Linked DNA regions of Homo sapiens: region 2 is linked to region 1. Evidence: chromatin loops called from intact Hi-C (ENCODE). Cell type or tissue: mammary epithelial cell. All regions are shown on one strand. Links, peaks and the distances in the headings refer to the core of each region. The heading gives the core; the rest is flanking DNA.

The links. Peaks named below come from ENCODE experiments on the same cell type or tissue, not always from the same donor. Only the 100,000 strongest peaks of a DNase experiment are listed, where the experiment ranks them.
Region 2: it touches region 1 in a loop (13-fold over the local background); 1 of 110 quality-filtered maps calls a loop at or near these places.

The regions. Positions count from the first base shown.
Region 1 is chr1:114,952,732-114,960,796 of GRCh38, forward strand. The region is part of intron 27 of SYCP1 (synaptonemal complex protein 1); the gene reads left to right. Among named protein-coding and RNA genes, the nearest start is that of TSHB, 73 kb to the right of the region's middle. In mammary epithelial cell, for the core only: a CTCF peak has its summit at 4,045; no DNase peak of the experiment used is centred there; H3K27me3 peaks cover 172 bases.
Region 2 is chr1:114,606,831-114,614,895 of GRCh38, forward strand. DENND2C (DENN domain containing 2C) reads right to left here. Exons shown (of 21, transcript NM_001256404.2): 9 at 4,243-4,287; 10 at 1,856-2,043. Among named protein-coding and RNA genes, the nearest start is that of BCAS2, 29 kb to the left of the region's middle. In mammary epithelial cell, for the core only: a CTCF peak has its summit at 3,211 (motif pointing right); DNase peaks (open chromatin) are centred at 3,211 and 4,251; H3K4me3 peaks cover 299 bases; H3K27ac peaks cover 3,903 bases.

The sequences.
Region 1 (8,065 bases), core at 1,435-6,434:
GGGAACTACAATTCAAGATGAGATTTGTATCTGTGTTTTTATTTTTAACTAATTTTCTAATTAGACTTGTTTTTACCTGTTGAATTTTAAGAATTCTTTATATAATGTAATTATTAGTCCTCTGTCAGAGGACTTATTCCATTTGTGTTGCTATAACAGAATACTTGAGACTGGGTAATTTATAAAGAACAGAAATGTATTTTTCTCACAGTTCTGGAAAATGGGAAGTTCAAGATCAAGGTGCCAGCATCTGGTGAGGGCCTTTTGTGGCATCCTCCAGAGAGAGAAATGACCTGTCTTCATATGGTGGAAGATAAAAAGGCAAAGAATAACAAGAGGGCCAAACATGTCTTTTTATGATGGGATTCCTGCCACCCATAAGGGCAGAGCCCTCATGGCCCTATCACCTTCCAAATGTCCTACTTCCTAACAATGCCACAATGACAACCAAATTTCAACATGAGTTTTGGAGGGTACAAACATTCAAACCATAGCATCAGATATGTGGTTTGCCAGTGTATGCTCCCAGTCTATAGCTTGTCTTTTTATTCTAACAGTTTTTTTGCAGAACAAGTTTTTAATCTTGATAAATTTTAATTTCTCAGTTTTTCCTTTTATGGATTGTGCTTTTGATCCCAAGTCTAAGAACTCTTTCCCTAGCCCTAGATCCCAAAGACTTTGGCCTGTGTCTTTTTGTAAAAGCTTTAGAATTTTATTTTTTATACTTACATCTGTGATCCATTTTGAGTTAATTGTTATATAAAGCGTGAAGTTCAGTTTTTTGCCTATGGATCTCAGATTGCTCTGTCACCAGCTGTTGAAAAGACTGCTTTATCTCCATTGAATTACTTTCAAACTTTTGTCAAAAACTAGTTAGGCATGTTCTTATGGATCTATTTCTATGGTCTTTATTCTGTTCCATTGATCTATGTGTCTCTTCACCAATATCACTGCCATGCTTACTTTATACTAAGCCTTAATATCAAGTAAAATGATTCTCCTACTTTATTTTTCTCTGTCAAGATTGTTTTAGATGTTTTAGTACCTGTTACTTTCCATATATTTTAGAATAAATTTATTTTTACAAAAACCTTGCTGGGATTTTGATAGAAAATTTATTAAACCTATAGATCACAGTTTGAGGAAAATTGACATCTTTACTTTGTTGAGTTTTCAAATCTATAGCATGGTATTTTTCTCCATTTATTAGATATTTGATTTCTTTCATAAGAATTTCATAATTTTCATTATATAGCCTCTAAACCTGTTTTGTTAAATGTATATCTATTTCATTTCCTTTCATGCAATTGAAAAAAATAGACATTTGTTCTTATTTTTATTAATTTTTAATTGACAAATAGTAATTGTGTACATTTATGAGGTGCAATCTGACATGTTGATATACGTACGTGTACGTTATAGAAGATTCAATCAAACTAATTAACATGTCTATGACCTTGCCAACTTATCATTTTTTTGACGTGAGAACATTAAAAATCTTTTAGCAATTTTAAAATATGCAATATCTTATTATTAGTGGTGGTCATCATGCAGTGCAATAGATTGTGTTTTTAATTTTGTTTCCTATATGCTTATCATTAGTGTACAGAAACATGATTGATTTTTGTGTTTATTTTGTATCCTGTGCCCATGCTAAACTTATTTATTAGCTCTACAATGCTTATTTTTATTCTTTGTGATTTTCTGTGCAGACATTTGTCATCTTCAGGATGATTGGAAAGGATGAAGCACTAATATTAATAAATACAATAATAATTAATTATATTTTATTTTATCCTTTCCAGTCAGTATGCTTTTTATTTATTTATTTATTTATTTATTTATTTATTTTTTATTTATTTATTTTTGAGACGGAGTCTTGCTCTGTCACCAGGCTGGAGTGCAGTGGCGTGATCTCGGCTCACTGCAACCTCCACCATCTGGGTTCAAGAGATTCTCCTGCCTCAGCTTCCCGAGCAGCTGGGACTACAGGCACACGCCGCCATGCCCAGCTAATTTTTGTCTTTGTACTAGAGACGGAGTTTCACCATGTTGTCCAGGATGGCCTCAATCTCTTGACCTCGCGATCCGCCTGCCTCGGCCTCCCAAAGTGCTGGCATTACAGGCATGAGCCACCGCGCCTGGCCTTTATTTCTTTTTCTTGACTTATTACAGTGAATGACTAGAACTTCCAGTACCATGTGGTAGACTGATAAGTGGCGAGAGCATACATGCTTGCAGTATTGATAAATGTAGGGAGAAAAGCATTCAATTTTTTAACCAATAAGTATGATGTTAGCTATAGATTTTTTCTAGATTTAAAAAATCAAGTTGATGTAATCTCCCTGTAGTAATTTAATTAGAGTTTTTAAAAATCGTGAATTGGTACTGGATTTTATCAGATGCTTTTTCTGCATTGATTGATATTATCATATTATTTTTCTTTTTATCTTGTTGATATGGTGGATTACCTTGGTTGATTTTTTGAATGCTATTCCCTAGAATAAATCCCATTTGGTGTATGACATATACATATGGAGAGTGAGAAACAGGGAGAGAGAGAGAGAGGGCACTTGCTAGATTTAATCTGCTAATTTTTTGTTGAGGATTTAAAATATAAGTTCATGAGAAATATTGGTCTGTAGTTTTCTTCTCTATACTATCTTGTCTGGTTATGATATCATGAGTCTGGAAGTGTTTTCCTTGCTTCTGTTTTCGGGAAGAGATTGTATAAAATTGGTGTTAATTTTTCTTTCTGTTTGGTAGACTGGTAGCCTTCTCCAGTGAAACTATCCAGGCTTGTAGATTTCTGAAAAGGACTTTTAAACAATAAATTCAATTTCTGTAATGGTTAATTAGGCTGTTTCAGGGTCACCATTAACCCACTCTTATCTCCTCAAAACAACAAGAATTCTGCACCTATCCAGTCAAAATCTCACTTTGGGAGCCTCAGGACTCAAGAGGGAGTCTCTGAAACCCTCATGGAACCAAAGACCTTGGAGGGTCATTTTGAGAGTGCAGACTGACAGCACTTGGAGGGTCATTTTGAGAGTGCAGACTGACAGTAGGTTACAGGTGGCTGACCTACTGAGTTTGCTCCCAGGTTCAAGCCCAGGAATGGCCCAGTCCTCTAAGTGGCTTGGCTATAGCCCTCTTTGTCCCTGAGCTTGCAATCAAAACCATCTGCCAAAGAGTCCGGGGGAATCACACTATTAGTGCCTTGATAGAAAGGCTTGTCTGCTTGCTGATATTGGTTTTGGCAGTGAACATAATAGTTGTTTTGTGGCACTTCCCTAGCCCACTTTATCTGAGGTCCCAGCTGAGAGCTGCTAACACAAGGACCCAGAGGGAGACTCACCCATACCTCGCAGCTGAGGAGTCTAAGCCATCCTGAATAGGATCACCAACCTCTTTCCTTGTGCTGTCTCTGAGATCTATCTTGTCTGGGAGATGTGTACCTGTTTGGGCTAACAAGATGGGCTCTCCAGCCTGTGTCCCCCAGCAGATCTTGGATGGGTGGTGGGGGGACAGTCACAGGTCTAGTCCTTCCTGCTGCAATCAGGGAACTATCCTGTCTGTGCAGGGCCCTGCTGAGAGATGTACACTCCTCTAATCCAATGGGATAGGCATTCCAACCTCTATCTCACAATAATCCTGAGGGAGCTAATTCTCAGCTCCAGTCCATCCTGCTACACTTAGGAAACTATTGTCTGTGCAGGGTTCTCCTAGGAGACATGTGTTCTCTCAGCCACCAAGATTAGGCTCTTCAGCCTCCAACCCACAGCAGATCCTGAGGGGAACTATGGTCAACTCCAGCCCCTCAAGCTGCACTTGACATCCTATCTTGCCCATGCAGAGACCTGCTGGGAGGCATGTCCATCTCAGCCACTCGGACAATCTTCTGAACTCAGGTCCCTGGTCAGCATTCCCATACAGCTCTAGTACCCTCCTTGGATCTTTCCCAGGCTTATCTGGGCTGGAATGGCATGTCAACCTTGGAGTCCTTGCAAGACTCATGGCAAGTGTGGACTTAGAGCATCCTCTAGTGCTGAGATGGCTGCAGTGGTCACAGGCTCAGGAAACACAACAACCAGACTTCTTAGAATCACTAGAATCACTGAGAACCACAAACAAAGGCAGACTGTGCCTACAATTAAATACTTAATCTCTCAGTGTGCAGACATTGTCACACATCCACAAGCATCAAGAACATTAAGGGAAATATAACCTCACCAAACAGACAAAATAAGGTGCCAGAGACTGACCCTAAATTGATGGAAATGTGTGATCTCTCAAAGAATTAGAAATGGCCAGGTTTTGTTGTTGTTGTTGTTGTTTGTTTGTTTTTGTAGAAACAGGGTTTCTCTCTCTTGCCCAGGATGAAGTGCAATGGTACAATCATAGCTCACTGGAATCTCCAACTCCTGGGTTCAAGAGATCCTGTGGTCTCAGCCTACTAAGTAGCTGGGACTACAAGTGACCACCACCCCACCCAGCTAATTTTTAAATTTTTTGCAGGGGTCTTGCTATGTTGCCTAAACTGGTCTTGAACTCCTTAAGTAAACATTAAGTTTACTTAGATGTAAGACCTGAAACTATGAAATTACTGAAAGAAAACACTGGGTAAATGCTACAGGGCATTGGTCCGGTCAAAGATTATTTGAGTGAGACCTCAAAAAGCATAGGCAATGAAAGCAAAAATGGATAAAACAGGATTATATCAAGCTACAAAGTCTCTGCACAGCAAAGGAAACAGCAAAGTGAGAAAAATCAACCCTTGGAATGGGAGAACATGTTTGGAAACTATCCATCCAACAAGAGATGAATAACCAGAATATATAAGAAACTCAAACAATTCAATAGCAAAAAACCCCAAATTATCTGATTAAAAATTGGACAAAACATTTCTCAAAAGAAGACATACAGATGGAAACAGGTATATGAAAACATGCTCAACATCACTAATCATCAGGGAAACACAAATCAACACCACCACAATGAGATATAACCTCACACCTATTAGGATGGCTGTTGCTAAAAGTCAAAAGATAGCAAGTGTTGATGAGGATGTGGAACAAAGGGAACCCTTGTTTACTGTTGCTGGGAGTGTAAATTGGTACAGCCATTATGGAAAACAGTCTAGAGGTTCCTCAAAAAACTAAAAATAGAGCTACCTTATGACCCAGCAATCCCATTACTGAGTATATATCCAAAAGAAAGGAAATCAGCATATTGAAGAGAGATCTAAATTCCCATGTTTACTGTAGCACTATTCACAATTGCCAAAATATGGAATCAACTAAGTGTTCATTAACAAGTGATTGGATAAAGAAAATGTGGTATACATTCCATATGCAATGGAATATTAATCAGCCATAAAAAAGAAGGAAACTTTGTCATTTGCAACTACATGGATGGAGCTGGAGGATATTGTGTTATGTGAAATAAGCTAGGCACAGAAAAACAGCTGTTAAATATTCTCACTCATATGTGGGAGCTTAAAAAATTATCTCATGGAGGTAGTAAATACAGCGGTGGTTACTGGAGGCTGGGAAGGGTAGTGGGGAGGGAGGGATGAAGAGGGATTGATTAATGGGTACAAATATACAATTAGATAAAAGATATAAGTTCCAGTGTTTGGTAGCACAATAGGGCTAGTGTAGGTTTCAAAATATTGAATACTTCAAAATAGCTATAGGAGAAGAATTGGAATATTCCCAACACAAAGAAATGATAAATGTTTGAGATGATAGATATCCTAATTACTCTGATTTTGATTATTATGTATCATATACAGATATCAAAATATCACATGTACTCCCAAAATATGTACAACTATTATATATCAATAAAAATTATTTAGTAATTTATCTTTTTATTATTCAGTTTTAAAAGTTCTTTATTTCAGGCCGGGTGCGGTGGCCCATGCCTGTAATCCCAGCACTTTGGGAGGCTGAGGCGGGCGGATCACAAGGTCAGGAGATTGAGTCCATCCTGGCTAACACGGTGAAACCCTGTCTCTACTAAAAAAAAAAAAAAAAAAAAAAAATTAGCCGGGCATGGTGGTGGGTGCCCGTAGTCCCAGCTACTCGGGAGGCTGAGGCAGGAGAATGGCATGAACCTGGGAGGTGGAGCTTGCAGTGAGCCGAGATTGTGCCACTGCACTCCAGCCTGGGCAACAGAGTGAGACTCCGTCTCAAAAAAAAAAAAAAAAGAGTTCTTTATTTCAGATACATGTTCTTTATATGATGTACTATTTGCAGATATTTTCTCTCATTCTGTGGGTTGTTTTTTCAGTTTCTTGTTGGTATCATTTGCAACACAAAAGTTTTCATTTTGATGAAATTCAGTGTATCTAGATGCCCTTTATCAAACTGAGAAAGTTCTCTTCTATTCCTAATTAGTTTAAAGGTTGTTTTGTTCTCTTTTGTTTTACCATAAAAGGGTGTTAGATTTGTGAAATGCTTTTTCCATGTCTGTTGAGGTGATCATGTGGGTTTCTCCGTTTATTCCATTAATATTATGTATTACAGTAATTGATTTTCAGATGTGAAACCAACTTTACATTCTTGGCAGAAATTCTACTTGGTCTTGGTATATAATCCCCATTTTATTTTGCTGGATTTGGTTTGCTAGCATTTTGAGTTGAGAATTTTTTGCATCTACATTTATGAGAGCTATTGAGCTATAGTTTTCTGTCTTTTAATTTTTAATTTTTGTGGGTACATTGTAGGTGTGTATATTTATGGGGTGTATGGGATATTTTGATAGAAGCATACATTGTGTAATAATTTTATCAGAGTGAATGAGGTATCCATCACCTCAAGCATTTATCCTTTGTATTACAAACAATCCAATTATACTTTTAGTTATTTTAAAATGTCCACTTAAATTATTGGCCATAATCACCCTATTGTGCTATCAAATGCTATATCTTATTCATTCTTTCTATTTTTTATATCCATTAACCATTCTCCTTTCCCCACACACCCCCTCCCCTCCTCCCTACTACCCTTCCCAGCCTCTGATAATCATCCTTCTATTCTCTATCTCCATGAGTTCAATGGCTATAATTTTTAGTACCCACAGACAAGTGAGAACATGGAAAGTTTGTCTTTCTGTGCCTGGCTTATTTCACTTAACATAATGACCTCCAGTTCCACCCATGCTGCTGCAAATCACAGGATCTTATTCTTTTTTATGGCTGAATAGTAGTTCAGGGTGTGTATGCACCACATTTTCTTTACCCAGTCATCAGGTGATGGACATTTGGGTTGCTTCCAAATCTTGGCTATTGTGAACAGTGTTACAGTAAACATGGGAGTGCAGATATTTCTTAGGTAAATGGATTTCTTTTCTTTTGGGTATATACCTAGCAGTGGGATGGCTGGATCATACAGTCTATAGCAGCTGATTATTTTTAGTTTGCTTGTTTTTTTTTTTTTTTTTTTTTTGAGATGGAGTCTTGCTCTGTTGCCCATGCTGGAGTGCAGTGGTGTGATCTCGGCTCACTGCAACCTCCACCTCCTGGGTTCAAGTGATTCTCCTGCCTCAGCCTCCCGAGTAGCTGGGATCACAGGCATGCACCATCACCCCTGGCTAATTTTTGTATTTTTAGTAGAGATGGGGTTTTGCCATGTTGGCCAGGCTTGTCTCGAACTCCTGACCTCAGGTGATCCACTCGCCTTGGCCTCCCTAAGTGCTGGGATTACGGGCGTGAGCCACCACGCCCAGCCTATTTTTAGTTTTTTGAGGAACCTCCACAGTGGTTGTACTAATTTACATTCCCACCAGCAGTGTATGAGGGTTCCCTTTTCTCCACGTCCTCGTCAGCATTTGTTATTGCCTGACTTTTGGATAAAAGCCATTTTAACTGGGGTAAGATGATATCTCATTGTAGTTTTGATTTGCATTTCTCTGATGATCAGTAATGTTGAGTACGTTTTCATATACCTGTTTGCCATTGGTATATCTTCTTTTGAGAAATGTATTATCTTTTTGATATGCTGTTAGACTCGGTTAGCTAGTATTTTGTTGAGGATTTGTGCATCTATGTTCATCAGGG
Region 2 (8,065 bases), core at 1,126-6,125, 350 kb before region 1:
GCAGAATTGAGACTCTGTGTTTCGACTAGGGGTTGGGAAGTTAAGCCAGGCATCTCCCCTTCCCATGGGGGCCACCATTCCAACCCACAGCAGTTGAGCAATCCCCAAGTAGTCACCCACAAGTGGCACCACCAGCCCAGGCCAGGGAAAGCTGCCCCATGCCTTGCCTGGAGATGTTGCAGGGCAATGCTGGTCTGATCCTAACCCTCCCAATGCCTGTGCCCAGCCAGGGGGAGAAAGTGGCAGTAGTCACTGAGTAGGGGTGGAAAGGGCACTTACTAGGGCCCAGGGAATCAGGCAGTGGAGAACAGGACAACAAGAGAACTCATCCTAGGGAAGCAGCAGAAGGTGACACCATGCATGAACTCAGGCTTTAAGACCTTGGCACATGCCCAGTTTTCCTACCAGACTTCATTTACAAAACACAAATTCAAAGATAAAATTATTTAGCATTTCAAGATGGTGACTGCAGATCATTAAACCCTACACGCAGGGCCCTTCTGAGTGAGGGCCTTATGTAACTACACTGGTCACCTGCTCTGAAGTCCTGCTCCTTATTAAGCTTCAACCCATTCCTGACACTTAGGAATGCAGGCTGTGTTGGCAGTCTTTCCAGTTTCTCAGGAAAAGGCAGAAATACAGATTTGTATGTGAAATTTGATTGTTAAATGTTGGCAACAAAAATTATTGTTGTTCTTTTACACAAACACTATGCAAAGCAAAAGAAACCCAACCATGTCTGTGGGCTTAACTGGTTCACAGGCTCAATAAGCTCTGTGAAACAGAGACTAAGAAGATCTTTTTCAGTAGTACTCCCATCATCTAATCCTGGCAAATATTAGGTATTTTTAAAATATTTGATTAAAAGAATGAACAATTTTTTAAAAAAAGGTAGAGAAACCAAATATTATTGTTAATAATAATGGCTACCAAAAATTAATACCTACCATTTATTGAGTACATACTATGTGCCAGGGATGGCATTAGCACTATATACATTACCTCACTAAATCCTTACTGATAATGGATAACATCATATTCAGCTTACTATATGCCAGACACTGTTCTAAGTGCCTTATATAAATTAGCTTATTTAATCCTCACTATGACTCAGAGGGGTAGATACTATTGTGATTACCCCCATTTTACAAATTAAACAACTAAGACACAACGTGGTGGCTCACGCCTGTAATCCCAGCACTTTGGGAGGCTGATGTGGGCAGATCACTTGAGGTCAGGAGTTCTAGATCACCCTGGCCAACATGGTGAAACCCTGTCTCTACTAAAAACATAAAAATTAGCGGGGTGTGGTGGCACACGCCTGTAGTCCCAGCTACTCAAGAGGCTTGAACCTGGGAGGTGGAGGTTGCAGGGGTTGCAGTGAGCCAAAACTGCACCACTGCACTCCAGCCTGGGCAACAGAGCAAGACTCCATCTAAAAAAAAAAAAGAAAGAAAAAGAAAAGTAACTGCTTAAAGTCACGGAACTAGTAAGTGGGAAATGCAGAGCTTTCACACAGAGTCCATGCTCTAAACCACTACCCTATTCTGTCACATTTATTATTCCCCTCCTTAAGGATGAGAAAACTAAGGTTTTGTAACTTGTTAAAGATTATTAAATGGCAGAGCCAAAAATTTAAAAAACTAACTAGGAAAATGAGCTTGTTTTGTTTTGCTTTGTTTTGCTGGGTTGCAGCTCATACCTAACATAAGATGTTTTCAAAGCCACCAGATCCTACCACAAGAACAGTATTGGTAAAAACTTGTTGAGATAACAAAAACCAAGAGGACAGGAAATACATGTACACAGAGACACAGGAACATTCCTGAATGCCTCTTGGCCTCCTTGTGCCTACCTTGCCAGGGAATTGTTGTATGACCTGGGGAATATAGCTTATTCCTGATGGTTTCTTCTGTAGAGACACCACCACAAAAAGTTCAAACAGCTGCTGCTCCTGTAATTCAATAAGATCCCGCTCCAAGGTCTGGTAGTGAGGATTCCTCTTGGAAGACGGTTGCAGTTGTGCTAAGCGTTTATGGCGATCTGTAATGAAATCATGGAGAAATGTTTTTTTCTCTGTAGCCCTACCTTCCTTTCAGCATCCAGAGGTCATGACCCACATAGGATTAATCTTCACACAGTCACTGCTGAATGAATGTTGAATAACCAGCATCTGCCACATAGACATACCTGTTAAGGCTGTGACATACTAGGGGGAAGAAGTGCAGACCCTCACAAGTGTGCAGGGGCCTCACTCCACTTCTGGCCAGCAGTGGGACTGACATTCCATGTCCCAACCAATACTTATGTATGTCCCAACAAATAATCTATGCTATCCCATCTTTCATGGCATCAAACCAGGACACATGGAAAATGTCACGAAAAAGCGCTAGACTGACAACAGATGCTACTGCTGGGAATGCCATGAAATCACAGGGTGCCAGGTGGCACGGGGCAGGGGGCAGAGATCTGATAAAATAATTCAGTCCTAAGTACAGAAAGGGGGAGTTTGATAAATTAAAATAAAAATTTTCCTCACATTGAAGAAACTGTCCAGTTCCCTTCTCTCCTTGCCACATATTACTAACAATGAATATATACTTGTATCAGTAAATGGTGCTACACACAAGAGAAAAAAATTAAGTGGAAGAAGACATCCATTAGCTGACTTTCTTAAAAGAATAAAATTATGGAAGCATACTATTTAAACAGTCATAGCAATACCAATTAAAACTGGATAGCATCTATCCTCTATTCTCATTTATCTCTAAATTTTGAGCAATCTGGGGTGGTCCCCACTGAAGGAAACTGTGGACTTGCAGAAAAAATAGTCTACACGTCCCAGTGATTTGCTTATGTATAATTCCGAGCCACTGATAGACTCAACCTCTAATTGTCTTTCCTTTCTTTTTGATACAATGCATTCTGTCCCAAAAGAAGTTATACTATAGATCAAAATATTAAGAGCATTTTTAAAAAATGCATCCTGGAATGGCTCCCCGGAATTATCCAGTACATTCAGTGCTCTAGTCAAAGCTTTACTTACCTCAAAGGGCTGAGTTCAAGTCAAGAAAATTTTAGGTCCTGTTTCTCAGTAGTAACAGCCCTAAATTAGTCATCTTCACACATCTAGGCTGAACCTGATGATTATTAAATTTCACCTTCAGTCAGGCTACAGAATCAAACACCTAAAGCAATTCAGGCCAGTGGAGGGAGCACAAGACTATTAATCATAAAATTAGGGTGTCAGATTAGGAACTGGAACTGCCCTGTACTCAGCTTTGATAATGCATGTCTTCTACTTTTTCCATGGCTTAGTATGACAGTCACTTAAATAGGAAGTAGATAACTTGCTGTGATAACTAGAAAGCATCATCGTTAGATGAAGGATGAAGGCACCATGAAGTGCTTGGACAAAGAGAGTCAGAAATGCATGGTGCATTCTATATTCTACTAGAAAGTAAACAGCACAATAATCTGGAATATAAATGCCTATAAATAACAAATAGATATTTCCTTTTTCAATGTCAGAGATATCAAAGTTACTTAAATAATTACACTTGAGTGGCTATAAAAAATCAGACATTTGGCTGGGTGCGGTGGCTCACGCCTGTAATCCCAGCACTTTGGGAGGCCAAGGCAGGCAGATCAACGAGGTCAGGAGTTCGAGACCAGCTTGACCAATATGGTGAAACCCCATCTCTACTAAAAATACAAAAATTAGCTTGGCGTGGTGGCACATGCCTATAATCCCAGCTACTCAGGAGGCTGAGGCAGGAGAATTGCCTGAACCCGGGAGGCAGAGGTTGCAGTGAGCCGAGCTTGCGCCACTGCACTCCAGCCTGAGTGACAGAGGGAGACTCCGTCTCAAAAAAAAAAAAAAAAAATCAGATATTTACTGCTCAGAGGATGATTCACACACTCTGTTTTGGCTGCCAGGAAACTACTGCATATATGTCTGGACATGCAGCTCTCTGCCGCTCCCCTAAGAATATTCCATCATAAGAACCATACTGTTTTGCCTCACTCCACTATGGGAGACTTTAAATGCTGTCAAACATCTGACAGTGTTTAATTCTGACTGTTTAATTCTCCAAACCTCAACAGGCTCTGAAAATAAGGAAATCATCTACAAAATGGAACTTCATGTGGGAAAAAACATGCTTAGTCACAAAGGTAGGTGCCACTCCACCTAACCCATGATCATCACAACAACGGGAGCAGCCCCATTGACTCACTCACTCTTTGGCAGATACTCGGCATCACTTTCGTTCCCACTGGTTTCACCTGAAAAGAGAGAAGGAGTTTCCATTTGTATTGTCCAACAGTAGGAAGTACATGAGGATGAGAACAATGTAAACCCACAAACCTGGGGACTTGGAGTAAGGAATAATAAAGCTGCTGAGCCTTTCTCCAAACCACTTGGTTGTATCAAGTTGGGATAGTTACCAAAAGAGAGTAAAAAGCTCAAAGAGGAAACTCCTCTACTACATCTTCTTCCCATACCCTACTTCACTCCTCGGCTCCCCTCTCATCCCTAATTCTAGAAACTAATTGCATTTCAGACCAGTTTTAAGAGTCTAGTTCAGAGTGGATTCTATTTCTATATCCACATAGTTGTTTGTATATTCCAAATAGAGTATCAAAGGCAAACACCAACAGGGCTAAACAAGAATCTAAACACCAACCAGACTATAAATTTAGAATAACAGGAAAACATGAGAACTAGGAGAGAGATATTACCAAGTCAGCCTACCTCTTCTATGGTGCCTCTAAGTGCCTCTAAACTACTTCTAGTCCATATGGATCTTTACTCCAAATTCTCACAGTACTCATACTGCTTTGAACTATTCTTACTTTCCCCAATCCGATTTTAAGTATTTTGGGGACAAGGGGCTATCTTGTTTTCCCAAGGGAGTGTTTTTGTATAATTCTGAGAGCACAGGCAACACACACACACACACACACACACACACACACACACACAAAGCAGCTTTTAAAATAAAACATTTCTAGATTAAGTTTGAAAAGTTAAAGCAAAATAGAAATACAAAGAAAGGGAAAAAATAAGGCCTAGAAGTCATAAGTGAAATTTGATTATATAAACTTGTATCTAATTTAAAAATCAGTATTAAACTCAAAAAGTGAACAATAAACTGGGAAAATATTTGTAAACACATTGCAGACACAAGGCTAAGTTTCTTAATATTCAAAGAACTGTTACAAATCAAGAAGAAAAAGCACAACAGAAAAAGGAATAAAGGGTGGGAATAGGCAATTCATAGAAAAAGATTTATAAGTTGTTGATAAACATGAAAACTGCCCAAATTCATAACGAAATAAATGTAAATTAAAACAATAAACAAGACATACATTTTCAACCATGATATTGCCATAAAAAGCTTTAATAAAGCATAGTATTTATTGATGAAGATTATGGGGAAAGAGGTATTTTCAAATGATGTTTGTAGAAACAAGCTGTTACAATCTGTTTGTGGGACAATTTGGCAGCAGTTATAAATTTTTTTTTTTTTTTTTTGAGACAGGGTCTCACTCTGCTGCACAGGCTACAGTGCAGTGGCACAATCTTGGCTCACTGCAACCTCTGCCTCCCGGACTCAACTGATCCCCCCTACCTCAGCTTCCAGAGTAGGCTGGGACTACAGGCGTGTGCCACCACACCCAGCTAATTTTTTTTTTTTTTTTTGAGACAGAGTCTCACTCTGTCGCCCAGGCTGGAGTGCAGTGGCACAATCTCGGCTCACTACAACCTCCACCTCCAGGGTTCAAGCAGTTCTCCTGCCTCAGCCTCCTGAGTAGCTGGGATTACAGGCGTGTGCCGCCACACTGGGCTAATTTTTATATTTTTAGTAGAGACAGGGTTTCACCGTGTTGGTCAGGCTGGTCTTGAATTCCTGACCTCGTGATCTGCCCATCTTGGCCTCCCAAAGTGCTGGGATTATAGGCATGAGCCACCGCACCCAGCCACCCAGCTAATTTTTGTATTTTTTGTAGAGACGGGGTTTCGTCATGTTGCCCAGGCTAGTCTCAAACTCCTGGGGTCAAGTGATCCACCCGCCTCAGCCTCCCAAAGTGCTGGAGTTACAGGTGTGAGCCACCATGCCTGGCCAACATTTTAAATCCATATGTTCTTTGATTAAGCTCACTGCTAGGAACTTATTCTACAAAAATAGTCTTATATAGAAATATAAGTAAAAGATGCATTTGCAGCATTGTTTGAAGATTTTTATGTAGACACACACACTTTTAAATATCCACAGGTTAAATAAAAGGTTAGAAACAACTAAACTGTCTACTAGCTAAATAAAATTTTACATCTATGCAATGAAATACAGTACAGCTATGTGGATCTCTATGTGTTGATACTGAAAGAGCTCTGAAGTACATTAATTAAGCTTTTTTAAAAAGGCAGGCATACAAAGTCTGAATAGTGTAAGAGTATTTGTGTAGAAAATGTATTTGCGTGCACATGAAATTTTCTAGGTGTGCAAGGAGGAGGTTTGGAAAACTCTGGCTTTTCATTTTATAATAAGGAATAAGAGAACATTAAAATAAATGCTGCCTATTCTTAAGATAGGTGGGAAAGACACATAAGAGATGTTACAGAAAAAATGCTTATTTAAATATTGCATATTACATATGTTTTATAACTCAAAATTAACCACCATGACAAAAAGTATAGTGTGACTATAAAATATTATTCAGAGAAAGAAATAAACACTGTGAGCTCCTGGTCCTATCTATAGTCTTAGTACCAGGTATCTCTTAGAAACTTAGGAAGTGTTTGGAAAGAAAGAAAAGAGAGAAGAAAGGGAGAAAAGGCAATATAACTGGAAAAGCCCTTATAAAAGATCACTTAATTGGCTTAATATATTCACATCTATGGGTTTTGATGATGTGTATTCTAAGACAATGAATGAAGGTTAGTGGGATTATGAGCCAAGAGAAAAATCTACTGAGAATCCACAGGGATCGAAAAAGTACCAGATTGTCCTCTTTTAATATGAGACTTCAACACACAAAATTATAATGACAGAATTGAAGAAGGCTGATAAGTCATTTTGTAATACCTGAAAACTGAAAGTTAAGAAATATTTAGGGCCAGGTATGGTGGCTCATACCTATAATCCCAGCATTTTCGGAGGCCAAGGCAGAAGGATCGCTTGAGCCCAGGAATTCAAGACCAGCCTGGCAACATGGTGAGATTTTGTCTCTACGAAAAATTAAAAATTAGCCAGGTGTGGTGGGCATGAGCCTGTGGTCCCAGCTACTCAGGAGGCTCTGGTGGGAGGATCGCTTGAACCCAGGAGGTTGAGGCTGCAGTGAGCCATGTTTGCATCATTGCACCCCAGCCTGTGTGACAGAGTGAGACTCTGTCTTGAAAAAAAAAAAAAAAACTGAAGAAATATTTAGGTTGGAATATATTCAGTAAACTCTAGCAGGGACTTCACAGTAGGTAAATATAATTATCTATTGTATTAGGCATTGTTGATATACAGACAAAAGCTTAAGGAGGAAAATGAAAATCTGAGAACTGTGATGACAAAGCCAGGAGATCGTCAGGCATGAGAGAAATTCCTCTGGTGCATTGGAGGAGTTGGTCACAGAGGTAGGTAAAGGTAAATGCTTATTTTATTTGAGCCACAAGTGAAGTGTTACAATGTAGAGGCTGCTCCTTTTTTCTTTACTTTTGTTTTGGACAGCAGAAGTTGGCTAGAAGTTGGAGGATTTTTTTTTTCTTTTCAACATTAAAACAGTTAAAACAAATTTTTGGCTCTTCAAAAACTTGTCTTAGAACCAAATTTACTACAATGTTCCTAATCCATAAGGCATAGACATACAAATAAATTAAGGGCTTGGTAATAACCTACTTAGAAATACCTGGGCGCAGTGGCTCATGCCTGTAATCCCAGTACTTTGGGAGGCCGAGGCGGGTGGATCACGAGGTCAAGAGATTGAGACCATCCTGGCCAACGTGGTGAAACCTTGTCTCTTCTAAAAAAAATACAAAAATTAGCTGGGCGTGGTGACACACGCCTGTAAT